2 separate regions of the Homo sapiens genome follow, and region 2 is linked to region 1. A link is an interaction called in ENCODE POLR2A ChIA-PET data of the cell type or tissue named here. Cell type or tissue: endothelial cell of umbilical vein. All regions are shown on one strand. Each heading gives the region's core, and the rest is flanking DNA. Links, peaks and the distances in the headings are about the cores only. Region 1 has its middle 11 kb from the start of TRT-AGT4-1. Region 2 has its middle 3.6 kb from the start of TRT-CGT5-1.

The links. Peaks named below come from ENCODE experiments on the same cell type or tissue, not always from the same donor. Only the 100,000 strongest peaks of a DNase experiment are listed, where the experiment ranks them.
Region 2: POLR2A ChIA-PET joins it to region 1 with 13 read pairs; 2 of 35 experiments call an interaction of 5 or more read pairs at or near these places.

The regions. Positions count from the first base shown.
Region 1 is chr6:27,736,704-27,739,617 of GRCh38, reverse strand. It overlaps the pseudogene GPR89P. Among named protein-coding and RNA genes, the nearest start is that of TRT-AGT4-1, 11 kb to the right of the region's middle. RefSeq lists enhancers at 912-1,251, 1,262-1,381, 845-2,044. In endothelial cell of umbilical vein, for the core only: no CTCF peak of the experiment used is centred there; a DNase peak (open chromatin) is centred at 1,107; H3K4me3 peaks cover 683 bases.
Region 2 is chr6:27,613,298-27,616,211 of GRCh38, reverse strand. No RefSeq gene overlaps it. Among named protein-coding and RNA genes, the nearest start is that of TRT-CGT5-1, 3.6 kb to the left of the region's middle. In endothelial cell of umbilical vein, for the core only: no CTCF peak of the experiment used is centred there; no DNase peak of the experiment used is centred there.

The sequences.
Region 1 (2,914 bases), core at 168-2,667:
TCCAACCTGGGCAACAAAGAGGGAAACTCTGTCTCAAAAAAAAAAAAAAAAAAAAAAAAAAAAGGAGCTATGTCTATACAGTCCAGCTTCAGTGATCCGGTGCGCAGTGTCTCACGCCTGCAATCCCAGCACTTTAGTTGGTTGAAGCGGATGGATCACTTGAGCCAGGAGTTAGAAGCTAGCCCTGGCAACATAATTAAGACACCGTCTCTACAAAAAAAAATTTAAAAATTAGCCAGCCTTTAGTCGCTTATGCTGAGGAGGGAGGATCACTTTAGCCCAGGAGTTCAAGTGAGCTGATTACGCCCTGCCCTCCAGCCTGGACTACAAAGCAAGACCCTGCCTTCTCGCCGGTGGGTGTGGGGCGAGTCGCAATAGTGGTTCCCTCCGCATAGTGATTGGAAAGGAACTTAGGGTGCTCTTGAGCTGCATGCTGGTAGGCGGGGTTTATTCGGTTTGTGGAGAATCATCCAGATGAATATTTATATGTGAGAGGTTGATTTTTTTTTAAGGAATTGGCTTATGCAACTGTGAACCTGGCTAGTAATTGCTAAATCCATAGGGCAGGCTGTCAGAAAAGGCAAGCCATCGGAAAGGACAGGCTGGAAACAATATAGAAAATCAATGAAACCAAAAGTTGGTTCTTTGAAAAGTTCACCAAAATTGACAAACATTTAGCTAAATGAACCAAGAAAAAAGAAGAGCGGGCCGGGCGCGGTGGCTCATGCCTGTAACTGTAGCACTTTCGGAGGCCGAAGTGGGCAGATCACCTGAGGTCAGGAGTTCGAGACCAGCCTGGCCAACATGGCGAGAGCCCCGTCTCTACTAAAAATACAAAAGTTAGCCTAGCGTTGTGGCGGCGCCTGTAATCCCAGCTACTCAGGAGACTGAGGCAGGAGAATCGTCTGAACCCAGGAGGCGGAGGTTGCAGTGAGCCGAAATGGCACCACCGAAGTCTGGGCAATAGAGTGAGACTCTGTCTCAAAAAACAAACAAACAAATAAACAAGAGAGGAGACGCAGAAGACTAAAATCAGAAATGAAAGTGGAGGCGTCCGCTCCACCTACGCTGAGCCCGAGGCGGGAAGCTCTGGACACAGCCATTGACTGGCTGGCTGGGGCGCAGCTTGATGGCGTCAGGCTGACGAGCCGCAGTCCCTACGGCTGCACCTGGGCGAAGGCCGCCTGTGTGAGAGGCCGGTGGCCCCAGCGTGCCGCGGCCTTGGAAGTGGGAAATGGAGGCAGGAGCCCTCCCTACACTTCACCATAGGCTTCCTGATTGATTCCAGCATCGTGATTACCTCCCAGATACTATTTTTTTTTAATTTGGGTGGCTTTTCTTCATGTGCCAATTGTTTAAGAACTATGAGGTGCGTCAGTATGTTGTACAGGTGATCTTCTCTGTGACGTTTGCATTTTCTTGCACTATGTTTGAGCTCATCATCTTTGAAATCTTTGGAGTATTGAGTAGCAGCTGTCGTTATTTTTACTGGAAATTGAACCTAGGTGTAATTCTGCTGATTCTGGTTTTCATGGTGCGTTTTTAAACTGGCTATTTTATTGTGAGCAACATCCGACTACTTTTGTCTCCTCTGTCTTAGTGCATAAACAACGACTGCTTTTTTCCTGTCTCTTGTGGTTGACCTTTATCTGTTTTTTCTGGAAACTAGGAGATTCCTTTCCCATTCTCAGCCCAAAACATGGGATCTTATCCATAGAACAGCTCATCAGCTGGGTTGGTGTGATTGGAGTTACTCTCATGGCCCTCCTTTCTGGATTTGGTGCCGTCTACTGCACATACACTTTGATGTCTTATTTCCTCAGGAATGTGACTGACACAGATATTCTAGCCCTGGAACAGCGACTGCTCCAAACCATGGATATGATCATAACCACAAAGAAAAGGATGGCAATGGCACAGAGAACGATGTTCCAGAAAGGGGAGGTGCATAACAAACCATCAGGATTCTGGGGAATGATAGAAAGTATTACCACTTACTCAACAGGAAGTGGATGCTTTGGAAGAACTAAGCAGGCAGCTTTTTCTGAAAACAGCTGATCTGTACGCTACCAAGGAGAGAACAGAATACTCCAAAACCTTCAAAAGGAAATATTTCAATTTTCTGGGTTACTTTTTCTCTATTTACTGTGTTTGAAAAATTTTCATGGCACCATCAACATTGCTTTTGATCGAGTTGGGAAAATGGATCCTGTCACAAGAGGCGTTGAGATCACTGTGAATTATCTGGGAATCCAGTGTGATGTGAAATTTTGGTCCCAACACATTTCCTCCATTCTTGTTGGAATAATCATCGCCACATCCATCAGAGGATTGCTCATACCACGTTCTTTTATGCCATCTCTAGCAGTAAGTCCTCCAGTGTCAATGTCCTGCTATTAGCACAGATAATGGGCATGTACTTTGTCTCCTCTGCGCTTCTAATCTGAATGAGTATGCCTCTAGAATATGCACCATAATTACCGAAGTCCTTGGAGAACTGCAGTTCAATTTCTGTTACCATTGGTTTGATGTGATCTTCCTGGTCAGCAGTCTCTCTAGCATAGTGTTTCTCTATTTGGCTCACTAACAGGCACCAGAGAAGCATATGACACCTTGAACTTAGGGCTACTACAGACTGTTAGAGGCCAGTGGTCTCAAAATTTAGATATGAAAGGGGAAAAAAATGGAGGGGACCAGGGTCTAACATTTTATAAACAAACAAAATGCTGTGGTAGCATTTTTTACCTCTAGCATCCTCTTTCCTACTCAGGTGATACTGTGATCACGAGTAGCATCAGCTAGAACATGAGAGAGAGCAGTAACTCAAGGCAATACTCAGCAGAGAGCATCCTATGTGGACCTGAGGCTGGTGCAATGGCGGAGAGGAACCGAAAAACTAAGAGGGAAAAATACA
Region 2 (2,914 bases), core at 240-2,739, 120 kb after region 1:
ACTGCCATCTCCCAGGCTCAAGTCTCTGGCTGTGAATCTGGATTTTAGAAAATAGGTAATGAACCACTTTTCAACTTATGAACACCACATTATATACTATATACTATATATAGGTATATGTAGGTACATATATGTGTATGTGTATAGGTATATATTGTATATGGAGCTTGTGCCAGAAGGCAAATCAACTATATCACTAATCATCTTTAGTTCCATTGACTCACTGATTGTAGGAAGAGTTCCTCAGTAAAGGCAGCAGTGCATTTAATTATACTTTGGTGCAAGCTTATCTTACCATACCATATCCATATGGAATATCATGCAGCTCTTACAGGTTTTTAGAAGAAACCGGCATTTAATAATACAGAGAAAGTTCATGAACTACCATTGAGTGAACAAAGCAGAGGACAAAACTTTATGAATGATCACAATTTCATTCTCAGTGTATTTGCAGAGCAAAATCTTAGAAGGAAATAAATCAGCATACTGATGGCTATTGGTTGACTTTTGAATTTATCTATAAGTCAAATGATTATATTGCAATACTTTCTAAATTATAAAAAAATATGCAAAAGTAATATTTCTTTGTATTTGGTTTAACCTTCAAATAAATGTGATTTGAGGAGCTGAATAATTCAGGATTTAGTAAATGTAGGATCTGTCCCTTTGACTCTGTGACACTAAATTAAACAATTAACTTTATTGTTTTTATTGTTATTAATTTCTACTTCCGGTAGGAAGCAGTGGCTCACGCTTATAACCCCAACACTTTGGGAGGCCAAGGCGGGAGGATCACCTGAGGTCAGGAGTTCGAGACCAGCCTGGCCAACATGGTGAAACCCTGTCTCTACTGAAAATACAAAAAATGGCCGGGTGGTGGCTCATGCCTGTAATCCTAGCACTTTGGGAGGCCGAGGCGAGCGGATCACGAGGTCAAGAGATGGAGACCATCCTGGCCAACATGGTGAAACCTCGTCTCTACTAAAATACAAAAATTAGCTGGGTATGGTGGCGCGTGCCTGTAATCCCGGCTACTCGGGAGACTGAGGCAGGAGAATCGCTTGAACTCGGGAGGCGGAGGTTGCAGTGAGCTGAGATTGCCACTGCACTCCAGCCTGGGGACAGAGCGAGACTCCGTCTCAAAAAAAAAAAAAAAAAAAAAAATACAAAAAATTAGCCGGACGCGGTGGCGTGCTCCTGTAATCCTAGCTACTCAGCAGGCTGTGACAGAATTGCTTGAACCTGGGAGGCAGAGGTTGCAGTGAGCTGAGATTACACCATTGCACTCCAGTCTGGGTGACAAGAGTGAAACTCCATCTTAAAAAAAAAAAATCCTACTTCTATTGTAGTATATACCTTTGCCTAATTAGAATGTTTTAATGAATGTTTTCAGAGCACCCGTTATATTGATTTCTAATTTCAGAGTTATCTTTAAGAGGGAAAATCACAAATGCAGGGAAGTTACTATTCAGGCCGTGGACCTTGATGCTCTTATAGACTCCATCTTTCTTTTTTTTTTTTTTTTTTTTGAGACGGAGTCTCGCTCTGTCGTCCAGGCTGGAGTACAGCGGCGCGATCTCAGCTCACTGCAAGCTCCGCCTCCCGGGTTCACGCCATTCCCCTGCCTCAGCCTCCCGAGTAGCTGGGACTATAGGCGCTCGCCACCACGCCCCTCTAATTTTTTGTATTTTTTAGTAGAGACAGGGTTTCACTGTGTTAGCCAGGATGATCTCGATCTCCTGATCTCGTGATCCGCCCGCCTCGGCCTTCCAAAGTGCTGGGATTACAGGCGTGAGCCACCGCGCCCGGCCTAGGCTCCATCTTTGAAGCGCCTCCCCACACTGCGGTCAGGAGAGTAAGGATCAGAAGTGGGCTTGGGTAAATCTGGTTATATTCATCAGGTGGATTGAGGAAAGATTATTGGAGGGCTTCTTTATAGAATTAAGGGAACCAAGAAGATGTGAGGAAATCTTCAGGGATCAGAACAGTGGGAATCTTCACTATTCCTAGGCATTAAGGGAAAAGAGAAGGGGCAGAATTGCCAGAATTTGGCAAGAGTTCCAGCAACGGGAGAGGAACCACCCACTAGGAGCTGTGCCCATGGGAGGAACACAGGCTGTCAGGGAGCAAGTAGGAGAAATACTGTACATGCATCTGCCTCTCTTCTTTGTGCCCTCTTATCTCCTGCTGCTGTCTTCCATTGGCTGAATCCAAACGGGAGCCAGGGGCCAAGTGATTTCTTTCCAGGGAGAAGAAAGGCAGATAATGGATCTGGAAGTGCAAATGCAGAATAATCTGCATTATCTGATTGTTCTTATAATTATAGTGATATCTTCCAGGAGTTTGTTGGGTGATGAATTTCTGTACTTTTTTTTTTTTTTTTTTTTTGAGACAGAATCTTGCTCTGTTGCCCAGGCTGGAATGCAGTGGGGCGATCTCTGCCCACTGCAACCTTTGCCTCCCGGATTCAAGCGGTTCTCTTGCCTCAGCCTCCAGTGTAGCTGGGATTACAGGTGCCCACCACCATGCCCAGCTAATTTTTGTATTTTTAGTAGAGACAGGGTTTCGTCATGTTGGCCAGGCTGTCTCGAGCTCCTGACGTCAGGTGATCTACCCGCCTCAGCCTCCCAAATTGCTGGGATTACAGGCGTAAACCACCGCACCCGACCGATGCTTCATAAACTTTGAATGATAGGATAAGTTGAAGCCTGAGTAGCTGATAAAAAATAATATTTACCTCAAGATATTTTTTATTTTCTCACATTGGGAGCACCACCACTGCAAGGAAGAGTATGAATAGGTTTGCCATAAACTGCTATGACGGAGGAAGTCTAGGTTCTTCCCAATAGATGCATCTCAGTGAGACTAGTATATAGAAGGCTCACCTTCTGTCAAAAAAGGGTGAGGAGGCATC